2 separate regions of the Homo sapiens genome follow, and region 2 is linked to region 1. The links are chromatin loops, found by intact Hi-C in ENCODE. Cell type or tissue: PC-3. All regions are shown on one strand. Links, peaks and the distances in the headings refer to the core of each region. The heading gives the core; the rest is flanking DNA.

Region 1 (10,808 bases), core at 2,620-7,619:
GCTAAAGTTTATCAATTTTTTTATATTTTTTAAACTATTTCTTTGATATTTTTTGTCATTTTTCTAGTGTCTATTTCATTTATTTCTCCTTTGATTTTTATTATTTCTTTCATTCTGCTAACTGTGGGCTTAGTTTGCTCTTCTTTTTCTAGTTCTTTGCACTGTAAAGTTAGGTTGTTTATTTGACATGTTTTTTATTCATGTAGGTGCTATCACTATAAACTCTCTTACTAAAACTGCTTTTGTTACATCCCCTACATTTTAGTATGTTGTATTTTCATTTTAATTTGTTTCAAGATTTAAAAAATTTCCTTTTTGATTTATTATTTGACCCATTGTTTAGGAGTGTGTTATTTAATTTCCACGTATTTGTAGAATTTCATTTTTCTTGTATTATTGGTTTCTAGCTTCACATCATTGTGGTTGGAAAAGATGCTTGCTATGATTTCAGTCTTCCTAAATTTGTGAAGACTTGTTTTGTGGCCTACGATATGATCTATCCTGGAGTATGTTCCTTGTGAGCTTGAAAAGAATGTGTATTCTGCTGCTGTTGAATAGATATTCTGTATATGTCTATCATGCCCATTTGGTTTATACTTGTTATTCAAGTATACTGTTTCATTATTGGTTTTTTGTCTGGACGATCTATCCATTGTTGAATGTGGGATATTGAAGTACCCTACTATTATTATATTGCTATCTATTTCTCCCTATAATTCTGTTTATATTTGTTTTATATATTTAGGTGTTCCAACGTTGGGTGCAAATATATTTATAATTATTACATCCTTTTGACGAATGTTTCTGTTTATCATTATGTAGTGACTTTCTTTGTCTCGCGTGACAATTTTTGACTTAAAATCTATCTTGTCTGATATAGGTATAACCACCACTGCTGCTCTTATTTGGTTACCACTTTGCATGGAATATGTTTTTCCATTCCTTTACTTTCAATCTGTATGTGTCCTTAAAGCTAAAGTGAGTCTCTTGTAGGCAGCATATTGTTGGGTCGCTTTTGCTTTTTGTTTTTAAATCTAGGAAGCCATTATATTTTTGATTGGAGTCCATTTATATTTAAAGTAATCACTGATAGATAAGGACTTACTATTGCTGTTTTATTAATTATTTGCTATTTTGTAGTTCCTTCATTCCTTTCTTTCTTACTATCTTCCTTTATCATTTGATAATTTTTTGTAGTGGCATGAGATGTGATTTAATTACTTTCTCTTTGTCTTTTGTGTATCTGCTACAGGTATTTTCTCTGTGGTTCCTTTGAGGCTTATATAAGATATTTTATAGTTTTATCAGTGTATTTTAATCTGATAATGACTTCAGTTCAACCACATTCAAGAACTCTACACTTTAAAATTTCCTTCCCCCCATTTTGTTACTGATGTCGCAGTTTACATCTTTTATATATTGTGTTTCATTATGTATTCATTAATATATTATTGAAACTATAGTTATTTGTAATACTTTTGTTTCTAAATGTATATACTAGAGTTAAAAGTGACTTACATACCACCATTACAGTATTAGAATATTCTGAATTTGACTATATTCTTACTTTTACAGTGAGTTTTATACTTTCATATGTTCTCACGTCATTATTTTAGCATCCTTTCATCTCAACTTGAAGAGCTACATTTAGTATTTCTTATACTGCAGGTCTAGGTTGATGAACAACCCCAGCTTTTGTTTGTCTGGCAAAGTCTTAATCTCTCCTTCATTTGTAAAGGACAGCTTTGCTGGGTATAGTCTTTTTGGTTGAAGGGGCTTTTCCTCCCTTTAGCACTTTGAATATATTATCCCACTCTCTCGGCCTGCAAGGCTTCTGTTGAGAAGTCTGCTGTTAATCTTATGGTGGCTCCTTTGTATGTGATGAGTTGCTTTTCTGTTGCTTTCCAAGTTTTGTTTTTCACTTGACAATTTGACTATAATTTGTCTTGGTGAAGATCTCTTTATATTTCATCTATTTGAGGTTCTTTGAGCTTCATGGATCTTGATGTTCATATACCTCTCCAGATTTGGGAGTTTTCTGTCATTATTTATTTAAAGTCTTCTTATCTTAAATTATTATATATACATACTAGTTGTACATATTTATGGGGTATATGTGATATTTTGATATAAGCATACAATGTAGAATGATTAAGTCAGAATAATTGGGGTATCCATCACCTCAAGCATTTATCATTTCTTTGTTTAAGGAACATTCCAATTCTACTCTTTTAGTTACTTTGAAACATACAATAAATTATTGTTAACTATTGTCACTCTACTGTGCTACCAAACATTAGATCTTATTCATTCTATTTAACTGTGTTTTTATGCCCATAAAATGATTTATAAACCATTCCCTGCTTATCCCCCTCTTTCCCACTACCCTTCCCAGCCTCCATTGGATACCCCAATTATTCTGATTGTAGATCTCCATTTCTTTAGGGTCATTACTAGTGCTTAATTTTGTCCCTTTGGTGGTGTCATGTGCCCCTGATTATTTGTGATTCTTGTGGCCTGAGTTAGTGTTTGCACATTTGAAGAAGTAGGCATCTCTTTGAGTCTTTACAGACTGGCTTCAGCAGGTAAAGCACTTTAACATTCAGCCCACCAAGAGATTCTGGGCAGATCTTATAGCGGGGTCTGTGGGTGGGCTTGCTGCTGGAGCCCTTAGTAGAGCTTTCATGATGCCTGGACCAGTGGGTGGGTGAGCCTGGTACCTCAGTCCACTGAGGCACACCTACGTATTAGATCTGCATGGGCAGGCCTGGTGCCTGAGTTTGCAGGAGGAGGTCTGGAGCCAGGGTCTATGTGTACAGGCCTGGATCCTGGGTCTGCAAGGGCAGGCCTGTTGCCTGTGTGGGGGCTGGCTTGAGACCTGGTTCCACTGGGGCCCAGCCTGGCATTGAGGTAGGCTTTGAGCCTGAGACTGTGGGTGTCAGCAAGTAGAGAGTGGGGTTGAAGCCTGGGTCCAGTGAGTCTGATCTGGAGTGTGGGGTCATGGGGGTTGGTCTGGCGCTAGGGAAAGTGCTCACCTGCAGTGCAGGGTCATGGGCTCCAGCCTATCACGAGGGTAGGCCTGGAGCTGGGACCATAGGGACTGGTCTGCCACCAGTGCTCACTGGGATGGTCCTGGTGCTAGGGTCTGCAGCAAATATGGGTGCTCATTTCCCTGTTTTTCCTCCACATCAAGGGTATCTCTTTCTAGACTGCACTGCCTGTGCTTGGGGAAGGCTGTCATGGGTAATGTAACACTGTCCTGCCCTGTTCAGTGTATCTTTTCTTAGATCTGTGCTCCACGCAGGTACTCTAATCCTTCATCTGAATTCCTAGCTGTTGTGAAGTTATTTTTATGCATGGATAGTTATTACAAATTGATGTTTCTGTGAGGGAACAAGTACTGGAAACCCCTATCCCTCCATCTTGTTGCTGTCAATCTAGGTCTCCAACATTTGTGTTTATTTTACTTAAAGTTTACTGAGCTTCTTGGATGTATTGATTAATGTTTTTCACCAAACTTGGGAAGTTTTCAGCCATTATTTCTCCTCCTTTCTCTCTCTCCTCTCCTTCTCATGCATATGTTGATGTGATTAATGATGTCTCACATTTCCACGAGGCTCTGTTTATTTTTCTTCATTTTTTTTCTCTCTGTTCTTCAGTCTACATAATCTTTATAAATATAACTACAAAATTGTTGACTCTTTCTTTTGCCTGCTGAGAGCTAATGTGTCCTCACACTCCAAAGAGAGAGCAAGCAAGCTCTTTAGTGTCTCTTCTTGTAAGAGCGCTAATTCTATCATGAAAGTTCCACCCTTGTGACCTCATCTAAACCTAATTACTTCTGAAAGATTCCATCTGTAAATACCATCGCGCTGGGGGTTAGGGCTTCAACATATGAATATTGCGGGGACACAGACATTCAATCCATAATAGCAAGTTTCAGTGGATTTCAGAAGCCCCTAAGGCAGAAAAGCAAAAGCACCTTATTTTTTGTCCACTTGACCTGTGTCTTATGTTGGACTGAAATGTAGGTCTCCTAATTTTAGTGTAGTTTTGTATATTTCTCCCTATATATCTTTAACTTTCTGATATATAAAGGTAGGTGCTGTGTTATTTGTGTCATATATATTCATAACTGATATGTGATCTTTGTGAATTGTGGCTCTTGGTATTATCAAATATTTTGTTGTCTCACTTTTTGTCCAAATTCAACATTTTCTGGTATCATTAGCACAGTCTCTGTTTTCTTACTATTTTGTTTGTCTGCCCTATACTTTTACATCTCTTGACTTTTACCAGCCATTCTGAATCACTTTGGTTTAGGTATATCTCCTAAATGCAGCATAGAGTTGGGTTTTGCTTTGTGGGTCAACCTGCAGGTCTTTTCCTTGTAATACATGGGTTTCTATTTACATGTATTGAAATGAGTGACAGGTTTGGTTCAATAGCTATTTTAATGTTATATTTACTTTGTTTTGTTTTACTTAATATGTCTCTTTAGTCTGTTTTCGTTGCTCTTTAAACATTTTGTTTTGATGTTTAGAAACATTTGAACATGTGTTCTTGCAGTCACCTTCCAGTCTTCACATGTCATTCTCACTGTGTGCATGTCTGTGTCCAGGTTTCCCCAAAGGACATTAGTCATATTGGATTAGGGACCACTCTAGCCCAGTATGGTCTCGTCTCAACTAACTATATCTGCATGACCTTATTTCCAAGTAAGGTCACATCCTGAGGTGCTGCAGGTTGGGACTTCAGCATATGAATGTTGGGGGGACACCATTCAACACGTAACTGCCTCCATCTTTATATCCATCATGGTTGCCTCAAACCCTGTCTTTTGATTCCTTAAGCTTCTAAGGCTGTGGGTTTCTACCCAAGATTTAGTAAACTCTCTGAGGAGAACTGTGGGCTGCCTGCGCTCAGGCTAAAAGCCATTAACATGGAAAGTTTACACAGTGCTATTCTTATCTTCTGCCAAGTGCCAATCCTCTCTCCCTTTCTGCTTCCTTTTGGTTGTTCTCCAGGGCCATCAAGTAGTTCGTTTTTATATTTGGAATGGAATGATGGTCATTATTTGCAAGAGAATTGGCCCAAAGCAGCTCTTCCACTATTACTGCAAGACTCTCATTTTATTTCTTCCTGGGGTTTTGTTTGCTGTTTTTTTTTTGTTTTGTTTTGTCTGTTCCTGTTCTGGGTTTTTTAATGTATCATTCTAGGTGTTTCTTTCAGATCTGCAAATGGTAAAAAATGTTACATTCAGGTTGGTAGCGTCCATCAGTTTCTTCTTCATTTTGTGAAAGGGAATTTTTATTAGTTGAGGTGTTTGATTTTTATTTTACATTCCCTTTATACAGAGACTTCATTTGGATGTTGTCTACCCTTTCCCATTCATCTGGAAATGTCCCATCTTTTTCCTGGACCAGCAATATCTGGCAAGGGTAAAGATTTTAGTTGGCAGACTATATTTCACAGTTCAAGGGCACCCTCTGCTGTTGACTTAAGAGAATTGCAGTTTCATTAATGTTACAGTTTTGGTGGGGTATTTTTTTTTTTAATTTTGTTCTAGTGGAACTTTTAATTTTCAAAAATATATTTATCTTCCTCAGATGTGAATCATGTTTTTTGTTTCTTGATCTCTGCGGTTTTTTCAAGTACGCGTATTCATTTTGTGAAAATTCAATGAGCTCTACACTTTATATGTGCGTATTATATTTCAATAAAAAGCTAAAAATAAACTTGTCAGTAATTAATGCCTAATGAATGAAACACAGAATTATATTTGATAAAATTATCTTCTACCCTCCGACTTTGTTATGCCCTACCTGTTATTTTTGTACATTTGTTACTCTAAAAATTATATTTTGTACACATGCCCAAAAGGTATGTTTTGTAAGTACACTTAAAGGTATCTTAAAATTACTTGTTTTTGAATCATTTGATACTTACCACCAGTCTTTTCAAAGTGTTTTTATCATTCATGAATTCTTTATCTTGATTCTTCTTACAGGTAGCTGAAATACAACATCATAATTTTTACTGGAAAATAGCCACAATGAAGGAACACCACAATTTCACCATGAAAACCAGCACAACCTTACACAGATGACAAACATTTCCCCTCAAAACTTGTTAAACTGTATTTGGGCTGACCAAATTAACCAGAGTTATTCTATTTATGGGGGAGCAGGAAGTAACTTGATAAAATGCTTTGAGTTTATATATCATGTCAAATAAATAGCATAATTTTAAAGGAAAAAAACTTGTTAGGCAATGTTCTCTTATTTTCTGACATCACATATTGTGACAGAATGTAAGGCCAACCTGGTTTTTACAAATTCCGTGGTCTAATTTTTTTGTTGTTGTTAGTGTATAAAAATAGCATTGACTTAAAATTTTTTAAATTTCTTTTATTTAGTTAATTAATTTATTTTGAGACAGAGTCTCGCTCTGTCACCCAGGCTGGAGTACAGTGGCACAATCTCGACGGACTGCAATCTCCGCTTCCTGGATTCAAGCGATTCTCCTTCCTCAGCCTCCCGAGTAGCTGGGACTATAGGCGTGTGCTACCACGCCTGGCTAATTTTTGTATTTTTAGTAGAGAGGGGATTTCACCATTTTGGTCAGGCTGGTCTCAAACTCCTGACCACAGGTGATCTGGCTGCCTCATCCTCCCAAAGTGCTGGGATTACAGGCCTGAGCCACCGCACTCAGCTGAGTTTTTTTTTAATGAATGTACTCCTGGTTGTTTTTTTGTTGTTGTTGAGACAGAGTCTCGCTTTGTCGCCCAGGCTGGAGTGCAGTGGCGCGATCTCGGCTCACTGCAAGCTCCGCCTCCCAGGTTTACGCCATTCTCCTGCCTCAGCCTCCTGAGTAGCTGGGACTACAGGTGCCCGCCACCACGCCCAGCTCATTTTTTGTATTTTTAGTAGAGACGGGGTTTCACCGTGTTAACCAGGGTGGTCTCGATCTCCTGACCTCGTGATCCGCCCGCCTTGGCCTCCCAAAGTGCTGAGATTACAGGCATGAGCCACTGCGCCCAGCTCCTGGTTGTTTTTTTACTCTTCTCTTGACATACTTCTCACACACTGCAGTCTGTTGCATAAAAGGAATTACATGGTTTTGAATTACAGATAAAGATGGACATTGTCTATGTGGTAAATACGTGGTAGTTTCTGGGTGTCTTTTTATATGCTTCATATGAAAAATGATCGTACGTAAAACTGTCTCTTTCAGAAGGAACATAATCTGGACCATTCAGATACACCGAAATTCAGCTGTTTTCTACATCATCTGTGTGGGTGTAGCTAAAATATGAGCTTTTAAGCTTAAAAACAACTTCTGCATGTTATTTGGAAATATTTTTTACTGAATTTCTCAACCACCCCAAAACTTAAAGGGCAAATTTAAAATATGCATTTAATGCCTTAGTATTTTAGAGTATAGCCTTCAACAAAGTCCTTTGAGCCTCACTGTAAAAAATATTGACTTTTTATTATAAGTCTTGTGTCCCATGTCCTTGCTAATTCATTATTTCTAATCGTCCATCTGTTGATTCTTTTTAATTTTCTGCTTATACAATTGTATCATTTTTGAATTATGAAACAGATATTTCCTAAATTCCATCTGCTGTTTCTGTTGGACCCCTGTTCCGTTGCTTTGCTGTGAAATAGCAAGTGCCTTCAAGGAAAAAGGCAGTAAACATGAGGTTGGCCTCACTGGTCTCAGGTATCACAGTTCCTCAAATCCTGTCTTAGTTACATGCTCTCCAAAAATTTAAAACAGTTTTTTAATGTATATGGTATATCTTTTACAGTTGTTTTCTGTAGGACATTTATAATCTTGATATAAACTATTCCATCATGGCTGGACCAAAATGCAGCCTGACTTTTTCCTTTGTTTGTAAACTTTATTTTCTGTTTACATGCTGATAGAATTTATTCTTTGCTCTTAAAATTTAATATTAACCAAGAAACATATAGGGCCTTCCATTATTTGCTTCATGGGCATCCTTTCAATATGCAGTTTCAGGTCTTTATTCAGTTTTTATTTAATATTCATCAAATATTATTCCATTTATTTTGTTCATAACTCAGTAAAAATAGCCACAATTAAAGAGCAATCCTTTGTAGTTTCATCAGTAAGACCAACATCTGCCTGCCTTTGCCATCCTTGGTTGAAGGATCTCTCCTCTGGATCAGACCCATTTCTTCCCTTGTGAATTAATCTATTAATCTCCTTTGTCTTCAGTTCACTCCTGCCTACTCAACAGCATCAGCAAATAAACACACCCAAGTATCTCCCATCTTAAGAGAAGAAAAATCTGCCCTTCCCACAGGACTCCGCCCAGGCTCCATCTCACTTTTTGTTCCCTATCAGAGTAAAACTTATGGAAATTCTCTTTCTTTCTTTTTTCTTTCTTTCTCTCTCTCTCTCTTCTTTTCTTTTCTTTTTTCTTCATTCTCCTCCATTCTCTCTTCAACTTCCTCAATCTGGCTTTCCCCTCCCTAACTCCATTAAAGCTTTTCTGGTCAAAGCTACTGATAGCCTCCATGTTAAAATACTGTCAATACTCACGTCTCACTCGACCTCTCAAAAGCACTCAAAATATGTTTTTCCTTTGGCTCTAGTGACCACACGTTTGTCTGTCTTTTCACCTATTTCCACATCTTTTTTTCTATTTAAATTCCCTGTCTAGACCGGGTGTGGTGGCTCATGCCTGTAATCCCAGCACTTTGGGAGGCCGAGGCGGGTGGATCACCTGAGGTCAGGAGTTTGAGACCAGCCTGGCCAACATGGCAAAACCCCGTTTCTACTAAAAATACAAAAATTAGCTGGGTGTGGTGGCGCATGCCTGTAGTCCCAGCTACTTGGGAGGCTGAGGCAGGAGAATCATTTAAACCTGGGAGGCAGCGGTTGCAGTGAGCCAAGATCGCGCCACTGCACTCCAGCCTGGGTGACAGAGCGAAACTCCCTCTCAAGAAAAATAAATAAATAAATAAATAAATAAATAAATTCCCTCTCTAGATGATCTAATCTGGTCCCTCGACTTAAATATCACTTATATGCTAGTGACTCCCAAATGTAGACATTTTTAGCTCTGGGCATTCCCTTGAGAAATGGGGTTGCCTCTCTAGTAGTTCATCTAACATATGCACGTGGATGTCAAATGGATTTGAAAGCTAAGACAGCAAAAATTAACTTCCTTCCCTCTCTGCAAGCCTGTTCTCATTTGCCCCCATTTCAGTAAACAGCCTCATCAAATAGTAGCTCAACTGAGAGACATAAGGGTCACCTGTGATCCCTCAATTGCCTTCTGCCAGGTGCACCTGCAAAACACATTCCCCAAATTTTACTTATTTTTTGCCTGCTACCACTGAAGTTCAAGGCACCATCATCTCTCACCAGTACCCGCTTTCTAAGTGGGCTCCATGGTTCCATGCTTGGCCTCCCCAACACATCCTCCAAGCAAGAATTACCCACCTTTAAAATGTGATCTGTATCACATCATCCTCTGAACTGAACCCACCAGTGGCTGCCTAGGAGTAAACTCCAGATTCTTCACCACAGTCTACAGTGTGTACTTGCTGTGGTCCCTGCCAACCTCTCTGATCACATGTTTTATTTTTCTCTTCTTTTCTTACTACTCTCTTCACTGGCATTCTTTTTGTCCCTCAAAATTCATTCCCACTGCAGGGTCTTAGTATTCAGCAGTTTCTTCTGTCGGAAATACTCTTTCTTCAACTCTTCCCGTGATTAACTCCTTTTTTCTTTAACCAAGTCTCATCTTAAATGTTGCCTGCCTTCCCTGAACCCACCTCTTCCTGACATTCTCCTTATCATCAGGAAAGGCAGGGTAATGCTGTGGTAACAGATTGCAGTGGCTTAAAACAACAAAGGTTTACTTCTTGCTCACTGTACATTGCAGGTTGCAGGTTGGCTGAGGACCCCAATCCATGCTGTCCTCACTGTGGGCTGAGGGAACAGCTGCTATCTGGAACAATGCCAGTCACCATGTCAGGGGAAAAGAAGGCTCTGGAGGGCGCAGCAAAGGCAACCAAATGCTTGGCTTGGAAATGACATGCATCATTTCTTTTCTTTTCTTTCTTTTTTTTTTTTGTCTCTGTCGCCCAGGCTGGAGTGCAGTGGTGCGATCTCGGCTCACTGCAACCTCCTCCTGGGCTCAAGCGATTCTCCTGCCTCAGCCTCCTGTGTAACTGGGATTATTGGTGCCCGCCACCACACCTGGCTAATTTTTGTATTTTTAGTAGAGAGGGGGTTTTGCCTTGTTGGCCAGACTGGTCTCCAACTCTTAGCCTCAAATGATCCACCTGCCTTGGCCTCCCAAAGTGCTGGGATTATAGGCATGAGCCACCGTGCCCAGCTAACACACATCACCTCTGATCGCAAGTTATTGGCCAGACTAGTTACATGGCCCTACCCAGCCACAGAGGGCCACAAGAAATAATCATATAGCTGCCCAGAAGATAACCAGCTCTAATGGCTATCACAGATTTTACACTTAAAAAAAAATTTTTTTTTGAGAAAGGGTCTCACTCTGTTGCCCAGACTGGGGTGCAGTGGCGTGATCTCGGCTCACTGCAGCTTGGAACTCCTGGGTTCAAGCAATTCTCATGTCTCAGCCTCCCAGGTAGCTGGGACTACAGGCGCATGCCACCACACCCAGCTAATTTTTGTATTTTCTGTAGAGACAGGGTTTTGCCATGGTGGTCAGGCTGGTCTTGAACTCCTGGGCTCAAGTGATCCGCCCACCTTGGCTTCCCAAAGTGTTGGGATTACAGGCGTGA
Region 2 (10,808 bases), core at 2,021-7,020, 140 kb before region 1:
GGTATTATAGGCGTGAGCCACTGTGCCCGGCCCACTCTTTCTTTCTTAAACAGCCTGCTGGTGACACATGAAGCTCTTGCTTTCTTGAGGAGAGGCCTATCATTTATCAGTGGCTGGGTAAATCTTTCCAGTTCAGGGGGATGTTTTAGGAAGCCCAATGTATGTTCAGGCCCCAGCCAGTCTCCAAACCAACTTCTAGCAGAAAGCTGATATTCTGAACTTACCAGATTTTTGCATGTGTTTACTAACTGCTTCAGAACCGGTAAGGGAAAGAGATGTAATTGGCACCTCAAATATTACTTTTGCACCAACCTAAATCAACATCCTGACTACAGTGAATGCTACAACTGTTATTTTACATAGTCTACATAGACTCAGATACCAGAGAATATGTAAGTAGGAATTTGAGAAAGTTATCTCCCCAGCAAAGCAAAAAATGAAAGCCAGATAGAAACTGGGGACTGGGCAGGGAGGTTTGCCTAGCAACCTGCCCTCCATCTCTGGTAAGAAAGCAGGAGCAGAGTTTATAAATTCATTAATCTCATGTATTGACCAACACCAAGACTCAACAAAGCTAGCATTATTCAGAGATGAATGAATGGAAAATGATTTTTAGGGCTAATGCATTTTATGAGGAGTAGAATATAGCAGCAGCAATAGCTGCTCTGGCAAGAATAGGGAGCTAAGAAGCTGCCAGAAGTGGAGGAATACAGAGAAGAGCAGGAGGCTGGGAATCTGGGAATTAGGAATCAAGGCCATCCAATTTTTCTGTAGATTTGTCTATTAAAAATGTGGGGAAATCTACTTACGAAAGTGGAAGCTGTCTCTCCACTCAGTACTTACATTCAATTTAGCACTGGAGTGTCAGGAAAATGGGGACCAAAGGAGAAACAAAACTGGGTGGGGGGGAAATGAGGTTTTAAATGTACAAGATGGACAGCAAGGGATAGAAGGTGGTCTCAGGAAAAACTCTGGGACTGAAGATGCCCAACATGGCAAATTTCTGAATGTTTCCAACATGGCGGGATGATACATGAAGGAGCAGTGGATATGCATCCCCATTCAGACATTCTCTGCCGACAGCAGTGAGAAATCCCATGTCTTCTCCTCCTCTTTTTTTTTAACTTTTATTTTAAGTTCAGGGGTACATGTGCAGGATGTGCAGGCTTGTTACATAGGTAAACATGTGTCATGGAGGTTTGTTGTACAGATTATTTCATCACCCAGATATTAAGCCTAGTATCCATTAGTTATTTTTCCTGATCCTCTCCCTTCTCCCACCTTCCACCCTCTGATAGGCCCCAGTGTGTGTTGTTTCCCTCTGTGTGTCCATGTGTTTTTATCATTTAGCTCCCACTCATAAGTGAGAACATACTGTTTTTGGTTTCCTGTTTCTGTGTTAGTTTCCTAAGGATGATGGCCTCCAGCCTCATCTATTTCCCTGCAAAGGACATGATCCCATTCTTTTTCATGACTGCATAATATTCCATGGTGTATATGTACCACATTTTCTTTATCCAGTCTATCACTGATGGGCATTTAGGTGGATTCCATGTCTTTGCTATTATGAATAGTGCCACAATGAACATGTATGTGCATGTGTCTTTATAATAGAACGATTTATATTCCTTTGGGTATATACCTGGTAATGACATTGCTGGATCAAATGGTATTTCTGTCTTTAGGTCTTTGAGGACAGTGTATAAGCATTCCTTTTTCTCCACAATCTTGCCAGAATCTGTTATTTTGTGACTTTTTAGTAATAACCATTCTGACTGGTGTGAGATGATATCTCATTGTGGTTTTAATTTGCATTTATCTAATGCTAAGTGATGTTGAATTTAGTAAACAGACAACCTACAGAATGGGAGAAAATTTTTGCAAACTGAAAATTATGCATCTGACAAAGGCATAATACCCAGAATCTATAAGGAACTTAATATACAAGAAAAAACAAACAATCCCATTAGCTGGGCATGGTGGTGCGTGCCTGTAATCTCAGCTACTCGGGAGGCTGAGGCAGGAGAATCGCTTGAACCAGGGAGTCGGAAGCTGTGAGCCGAGACTGCGCCAGTGCACTCCAGCCTGGCAACAGAGCAACAGAGCGAGATTCCATCTCAAAAAAAAAAAAGGGTGGACAAAGGACATGAACAGACACTTCACAAAAGAAAACATACACATGGCCAACAATCATATGAAAAAAAAAGTAGCAAATTCTTAGCTTTTAAGTTCAAGTATCAAGGACTCAATTGTAAGACAGACTGATTTAGGAAAATAGATATGATCAATTCAGATGCCTCTGTCTAACAAAGAAGACAGTTTGTTAGTATTACAGGTTTCTACCCTGATAGGGGAGATGTAGTGTCACAACTGAGTCACAACTGAATGTCATAATTGAGTCTACCCACAAAAGGTGGACCCCAGCAACTACCACTAATTTATTGGCATCTTGAAGCTTCTCCCCAACCTCATACTTTTTCTTTAAATTTTTTATCTTTAATTCTTGTGGGTACATAGTAGGCATATGTATTTATGAAGTACATGAAATGTTTTGATACAGGCATGCAAAGCATAGTAAGTAATCACATCATGGGGAATGGGGTATCCACCCCCTCAAGCACTTATCCTTTGTGTTACAAACAATCTAATTATATTATTAGTTATTTAAAAATGTACAATTAAGTTATTAGTGACTATAGTCACCCTGTTGTGCTAGCAAACAGAAGGTCTTATTCATTCTTTCTAACGTTTTTGTACCCATCATCCTCACATTTTTAAAATTTTCTTGGTCCTTCTAGTTTTTCCAAATAACTCCAGACTCTGCATGGTGTGATAGCCAGCAATAACAATACAGGATCATACATAATCATACTACCCTGTATATCTTCCCATATATTAAAATTTCACACCAAGCTATACATTGAATTATAACACTGGCCAAAACTTTAAACACATCAATATCAGTAGAGTTAGGGTGATGGGGATTAGGGGTGAGAAGGAAGCTCTTCAGGAAGTCTCTTCTGTCTCACTCTCCCACTTTGCTTTCTCTCAAGAAGGAAATTCTTATCACTATTTGGGCTTTGGTTCTTTGGGGGAAGTCTGTATATATTAAAAGTTCATATAAATCGGTTTGGCTTGCTCCTCTATTCAGGCTCTTGCCCTCCACTCTCTTCATTCTCCTTTCTTGCATGTGTCAGCCCAATCGAGAAATTCAGGTTTGAATTCAGAGTGGAGATGGGCCCGCTGGACTCTGTACTTTTTGTGAGTAGCCTCCTCTGACAGCTATTCACCTACTGTCTCTCAGCTTTAAGCCCCCCATTCTAATCTCCACTCTGAGATGCAAACTACATTTCCTACAGCCTCTGGCCAATGCACTTCCTGTTAGGTTCTGACAAAAGGAGAGGCTAGTGGGAGATTGGAGGGTAAAAGGAATAAAAAAATCCTCCTGGTTTTCTAGTTCTTATCAGCATCTCTGTGACAAAGGCAGTTGGCCCATCTGTAGTATTCCTCAGTATTTTAATTTTAGGTATTGATAAATGGTCTTTGTTGTCAGTTTGCTTTTTTTTTTTTTTTTTTTTTTTTTTGGAGATGGAGTCTTGCTCTGTCACCCAGGCTGGAGTGCAGTGGCTTGATCTTGGCTCACTGCAGCCTCTGTCTCCTGGGTTCAAGCAATCCTCCTGCCTCAGCCTCCTGAGTAGCTGGGATTACAGATGTGTGCCACCATGCCCCACTAACTTTTGTATTTGTAGTAGAGACGGGATTTCACCATGTTAGCCAGGCTGGTCTTGAACTCCTGATCTCAGGTGATCCGCCCACCTCAGCCGCCCAGAGTGCTGGGATTACAGGCATGAGCCACCAGGCCCGGCCTATTATGTTTTATTGTTTTTAAAGCCCTTAGATTTACCCCTCATATATTTGTTTATTTATTATTCATCTCCGTCATGAGATGTACCCTCTAATGAGGCAAGGACCTTGGTTCCTTACTATACCCCCAGTGGCTGAAGCAGTAGTACTTGACACAAGGTAGACAGTCAGCAAATATCTGCTGATTGAATGAGTGATTGAAAACTCAGCTGAAAGGTTCCATGTACACTATGTGAGATTTTTGGTTTTGATTTATCAGTTCTGGTCATTGTTGGTGGTACTTGATAGCCATCCCAAATTTTCTTACTTGTTATCCTGTTCTGAAAGAAGACATACTAGATCCAAGGAAAAATCAGATTGAATCAATATCATTTATATGGTGTATCCACAGCCTCTATGAGGCATTTCCCTACCTACTCACCCTCCGCTCTGTGCTTTCAACGTGGCCCTGACATGTCCATTATTGATGACCCAATCACACTTGTTACCACGATAGCAATGTAACAAAGGCTAGTTGAAGAGAAAGAGGATTCTTCTCGAAACAAAACAAAACAAAAAAAACAGTCCCATCCCAAAGATAGAAAAATCACTTCAGGGAGCCTGCATCTGCTGTGCCTTTGCTTATGGAGTCAGGCTTGCCCAGAAACAGTGGAAGGGCTTTGATCAGCAGTCAAGGCCAACCTATCTTTCAGATGAACAGAAAACGATGACTTGAGAAGGATAGCTTTAGAGATGACAGAAAGCAGACTGGGGATATATCATCAGATGAATGAAGAGAGAATGATAATTGGGGAAGACATGAGATCAGAAACGTTAAAACTAGTCATAGAAGAGAAAAAGATGGGTGTCCCTTTAATTTAAATCTGGACCTAACTGCCTCTACATTTGGGGATGAGGCTAGAAATGGGTTGCGGACATGTTTTTAATGATAGAGGACCTGGGAAAATGCCTGGGTCCCAAGAGATTTAATGGAAGAGGAATGAAATGATATTAGGGAGCAATTTGGAATTATACCCCAAGAGGGAGCCTAGATCCAGGAAATTATTGAAAGTCGCCCTCTGATGGTGACAGATAGAAAGTCCTTAACAAGAACAATTGGGGGACATTCCTTTGATGATAGGGACAACTCCCCAAGATGGTTACAGAAAACTTAGGTTTAAGAAAAGAAGGCCAGAAACATGACTGGGGAGTACTTTAGGTATTATTTTTTCTTTTTCTTTTTCTTTCTTTCTTTTTCTTTTTTTTTTTGAGATGGAGCCTCACTCTGTCACCCAGGCTGGAGTGCAGTGGTGCAATCTCGGCTCACCTCAACCTCCGTCTCTTGGGTTCAAGTGATTCTCCTGCCTCAGCCTCCTGAGTAGCTGGGACTACAGGTGCATGCCACCCGCCTGACTAATTTTTGTATTTTTAGTAGAGACGAGGTTTCACCATGTTGGCTAGGATGGCCTCGATATCCTGACCTCGTGATCCACCCACCTCGGCCTCCCAAAGTGCTGGGATTACAGGTGTGAGCCACTGAGCCCAGCCCTAGGTATTCTCTTGTGGGTTTCAAGGTGATGTGGTTTTTGTAGGCGGGAAAGCATGACTAGCACATGCCACGAGGGGCACATTCAGGTAATGTACAAGGCTAGGTCTCTAAGGAAATGCAATACACCAACATGGGCCAGACAGAAACACAACAGAATAGGTGTAGGGCATTATAGGCAAACTCTGACCCAGGTCTCCCATTTTCACCTGAAATTAACTTTATAAAAATTGCATTTTGGGCCGGGTGTGGTGGCTCACGCCTGTAATCCCAGCACTTTGGGAGGCCGAGGTGGGTGGATCACTTGAGATCAGGAGTTCGAGACTAGCCTGGTCAACATGGAGAAACCCTGTCTCTACTAAAAATACAAAAATTAGCTGGGTGTGGTGGTGTACACCTGTGATCTCAGCTACTCGGGAGGCTGACGCAGGAAAATTGCTTGAACCTGGGAGGCGGAGATTGCAGTGAGCCGAGATGGCACCATTGCACACCAGCCTGGGCAACAAGAGCGAGACTCCATCTCAAAAAAAAAAAAAATTGCATTTTGAAATTGTAAAGGCAGTTCCTAAAAGAATGTGCAAATATATCCCACAGAAAGTCTTGCTTTCTTGCTTGTTAGTATTGTGAATGTTTTCTTGCCTTTTTTTTTTTTTTTTTTTTGACAGAGTCTTGCACCGTTTCCCAGGCTGGAGTGCAGCGGCACGATCTCACTGCAATCTCCGCCTCCCAGGTTCAAGCGATTGTCTTGACTCAGTCTCCTGAGTAGCTGGGATTACAGGCGCCCGCCACCAGGCCCAGCTAGTTTTTTTGTATTTTTGTAGAGTCGGAGTTTCACTACATTGGCCAGGCTGGTCTCAAACTCCTGATCTCATGATCCACTGCCTGGGCCTCCCAAAGTGCTGGGATTACAGGCATGAGCCACCGCGCCCAGCCTTTCTTGCTTTTAGATACTAATTTTATAGGCTGGGCATGGTGGCTTATGCCTGTATTCCCAGCACTTTAGGAGGCCAAGGTGGGTGGACTACTTAAGGCCAGGAGTTCAAGACCAGCCTGGCCAACATGGTGAAACCCTGTCTCTACTAAAAAAATAAAAACAAAAATAAAAAAATTGGCCAGGCATGGTGGTGCGCGCCTGTAGTCCCAGCTACTTGGGAGGGTGAGGCAGGAGAATTGGTCGAACCTGGGAAGTGGAGGTTGCAGTGAGCCAAGATCACGCCACTACACTCCATCCTGGGTGACATAGTGAGACTCCATCTCAAAAAACAATATGAATTTTATAGACATATATTTCTCAATACAATATTTTTCATCCACTATTTGTCTAAGAAGAGTTTATGTTCATGGCCTTAAAACTCAATACCACTTTAAAAACGTGCCTTTTAAAGATGTGCAAGTAATCATTTGATTTACGTTCCAAATACAATTAGCAGAGTGTGGAAATCATATGTAGTCATTTTATAAAGCACAAGTATTGACAAAGGGTCATATGAGTTTCAGATGTTGCTGGTATTGAGAGGCCAAAGTATTGCATCAAACCAACTGTTTGTTAACATTTATATTCATTGTTTTTCATCAGAAAGCAACTCTAAAGCATTTTCCTCTCTAACATGAAAATGTGTTAATGATATATGGACACTTAAGTTATGTTTTAGGAACTTGATTGGGGGACTTTTGTTGACATGTAACCCATTATAATAATTTCCATTTAAAATTATAGGAAGTACACCCTCACTTAGCATTTTTATATGTAACATCTGGTTTTCAGGAAAGTATTATTGACTTAAATGGGAGATGCCTGAACATTTATAATTTTCAAACAAATAGAAATGAATTTTAAAAATTGATGTAGCATAAGTTAAAAAAGAATAAGAATAAAAACAAAAACAAAAGCATGTTAAATTGAAGACACAAAATAAGATGGTAAAAATTAAACGTTCAAATAAATTAATAATCATATTAAACATAAATGGAGTAAGTTCACCTAAGAGAAAGACATTCTCAGGGTGGATTTTAAAAATATGGCCATGTACTATTTGCCTACATATATCAAAAATATAGTAACACATAATGGCTGAAAAAGGTAGTCCTAGGAGTTTTTTCTCATTCTTTATGTCCTCTTTAAAAAAATTCCTTCACCCCTATCTACTTTGCCTCCTGTGCTACCATATCTCTATGTTACAGGTGACGTCCAAGAGCCTCCTACCAAACAAGAGGGCCAATTATAGCAGGTTGGAGATGTCCAAGTAAATCTAGGAGGTATTGGGTTACTTTGGCTGGGATTAAAAAATACCAGAAACCATTCGCTTTCATCTGGCAGGGACAACAATACATCTTTACCATTTTGCGGCAAGTGTGTCAGATATTTGCCCATTATTTTTCTGTACTCTGCACTAGGACACTGTGACTAGACACTGCAAACTTCACATTCCAGAGCCCCTTGCTAGCTAGCTTCTGCCAATTGGAGGCACTTCCAAAAACCATAAAGTGGAGGAGGTAAGAAGTAGTGTCTTCCAGTTTCCAGTTCTAGTTTGCTTACTCTCCAGCTACAGCAGACAGCTATGATTTGATTCCAGCCTTCAGCTTGTTATTCCCAGCAATATTCTCACTATGCCCCATCAAGATACTAGTAGCAGCCAAGCCCATCATTCACTTTTATCCATTTGGCCATAGCCCCTTGAGTGGTGCAGCCTACACTTCCTCAGCAGTCTAAGCACTAGAAGTAAAGTATCCTCTTCTGTATGTTCTGGTAATATCACTTCTTCCATTTTGTTCCCCCAGGTCTAAGGTGGTACCTTCTAAAGAGATTAATCTGTGGGTTGCCTCAACCTCTCATTTTTGCTTGTTTGGTGTTCCAATACCTGCGTAATCAATTCCCTTTATTAACTACCCTTTGTTTGAAATATCTAGTGTGGTTTACGTTCTTATGATTAGACTCTGACTGATAGAAGAACCTTGATCCTCTCACCATTCCAAAGAAAATTATGCTGGTCCACTACAGAGAGGGCTAAGAAAGCAGGGAATATCCTAAAAGCTTTGGTAAAACTCATGAATGTCAGGAAGAAGAAAATCTGAGGGCTTTTACATTAATGCATCTTCTAGAGGGTCCAGTTTAGGAGTATACAGGTTATCTCCTCCTCAGTGGACTGGCCTGCCTTACAGTAAGAAAAATGTAAAATTTTTGGTGGCAACCAATGGCACATTTGGGTGTGTTACACTGACAAATCCAATAGGTGACTTTGAAAAACTGACAAATTTTAGTGGGACTTAAAGCAAGAAAAGTTCCTTCAGCTGGTTCAGGCTGCAAGCAAGCAGCTCTGTCACTTGGCTCTTATGATTCAGTAGATCCAATGATGCGAAAAGGTCGGGATGACGAAACCAGCCCATGTGACTCCTCAGTAGGTAGGATCACATTAGTGACCTGCAGCGTTCTGTGGAAAAAGCCACACCCTGTGGGCAACTAAATATTCTCCTTATGAACCTCATGTTATATTTTGGGGGAATATATGTCTAAAAAATAAAAATGCTGGGTCATAAGATATATTTGTTTAATATAATTTGTCTGAGAAATGTCAAATTGCTGCCTGTAATCTCAGCACTTTGGGAGGCCAAGGCTGGCAGATCACCTGAGGTCAGGAGTTGGAGACCAACCTGACCAACATGGAGTTGGAGACCAACCTGACCAACATGGCAAAACCCCATCTCTACTAAAAATACAAAAATTAGCCGGGTGTGGTGGCTCGCACCTGTAGTCCCAGCTACTCGTAAGGCTGAGGCAGGAGAATTGCTTGAACCCGGGAGGCGGAGGTTGCAGTGAACCAACAGAGTGCCACTGTACTCCAGCCTGGGCGACAGAGTGAGACTTTGTCTCAAAAAGAAAGAAAGAAAGAAATGCCAAATTGCACTCCACAATGGCTGCCTCTTTTAAATATCTGCTTTGAAGGATTGCCCTTGGGCTACTGGAGCCACTTATCCCAGAGAATAGGAAGTGTCTGGGAGATTAGGTACCCCCAGTACATCTGTAGTCAATGGACCACTGCAGTATAAGGATGAAAGCCCAGCTCCTTTGCCTTAGACTCTTTCAGGCTGAGGCATAATTTCCTCTCCAGAACTCCCTTATAGGATCAGATTAAGGCTAGGACTCTGTCTGAAATACAGTACATCTTTCTTTAGTTTCTTCTATTTTTCTGTCCTTCATCCCCAACTTCCTTACCAGTTTATGCTGGGATGACTTTCTTAATAAGTTATTTGAAAATAAATCTATGTCTCAAGATTGGCTTTTGGCGAACATGAGCTAAGTCACATTGCCCCATCCACACTTAGTATCATTCAACTTTCTAATTCTTCCCTATTTCACTGTTGTTTCAATTTGCATTTCTTTGATTATTAATGAGTTTAAACATTTCTTCATATTTATCAACTTTTGGTTCCTTATTTAAATGCTGATTCATATCTTTTGCCTATTATTTTAATGAAGTTGCTGACATTTTCTTGTGAATTTGCAAGATTTTGTTATATATTCTAGATATCAACCCATAGTCAGCTTTAAATGGTATGAATAATTTTCTTTAATTCTATTAGCTGTCCATTAATTTTTTCCCTGGATAGAAAGCTTTTGTGTGTGTGTGTGTGCCTCCACCAAGATTTTTTAAATTAACTATTTTAAATTCAGTGACATTTAGTTCATTTGCAGCATTGTGCAACCACCGCATCTATCTAGTTTTGAAACATTTTCTTCACTCTAAAGTAAAACCTTTTGCACATTAAACAGTTTCTCCTCTTTCTCTCTAACCTGCCAGTACCTGGCAGCCACCAATCTGTGTTCTATCTTTATGAATTTATCTATTCTGGATATTTCATACAAATGGAATCATACAATATGTGATCTTTGGTGTCTGGCTTCTTTCACTTAGCTAATGTTTTAGAGGTTCATCCATGTTATAGCATGTATTAGGTACGGTACTTCATCCTTTTTTTTAATCACTGAAAAATATGCTTATGAATATACTGCAATTTGTTTATCCACTCTTCCACTGATAGACATTTGGGCTGTTTCCACCTTTTGACTATTATCAATAGTGCTGTTATGAACATGTGTGTACATGTGCTTATTTGAGTGCCTGTTTTTATTATTTGCAGCATATAGTGCTAGCATTTACCTAGGAGTGTAAATGCTAGATCATATGGCTAACCATTTTACATTCCCACTAGCAATGTATGAGGTTCCAATTTCTCCACATCCTTGCAAACATTTATTTTCTGGTGGTTTTTTGTTGTTGTTGTTGTTGTTGTTGTTTTTGTTTTTGTTTTTCACTTGTAGTCATCCCAGTGGGTGTGAAGTATTACCTCGGTGTTGGAAAGCTTTTTTGATGTAAATAGGTTAATTAATGTTTTGACTTATGGTTGTGTTTTCTTTTTTTTT

The links. A loop is a pair of places that touch in the nucleus more often than their neighbours do. Peaks named below come from ENCODE experiments on the same cell type or tissue, not always from the same donor. Only the 100,000 strongest peaks of a DNase experiment are listed, where the experiment ranks them.
Region 2: it touches region 1 in a loop (8-fold over the local background); 3 of 110 quality-filtered maps call a loop at or near these places.

What each region holds. Positions count from the first base shown.
Region 1 is chr7:130,826,572-130,837,379 of GRCh38, forward strand. All of the region lies in intron 3 of LOC105375508 (a long non-coding RNA gene), which reads left to right. LOC105375509 (a long non-coding RNA gene) reads right to left here and starts at 6,167. Exons shown (of 3, transcript XR_007060528.1): 1 at 6,097-6,167; 2 at 5,950-6,014. In PC-3, for the core only: a CTCF peak has its summit at 5,490 (motif pointing left); a DNase peak (open chromatin) is centred at 5,470.
Region 2 is chr7:130,691,127-130,701,934 of GRCh38, forward strand. No RefSeq gene overlaps it. Among named protein-coding and RNA genes, the nearest start is that of TSGA13, 10 kb to the left of the region's middle. In PC-3, for the core only: a CTCF peak has its summit at 4,890 (motif pointing left); no DNase peak of the experiment used is centred there.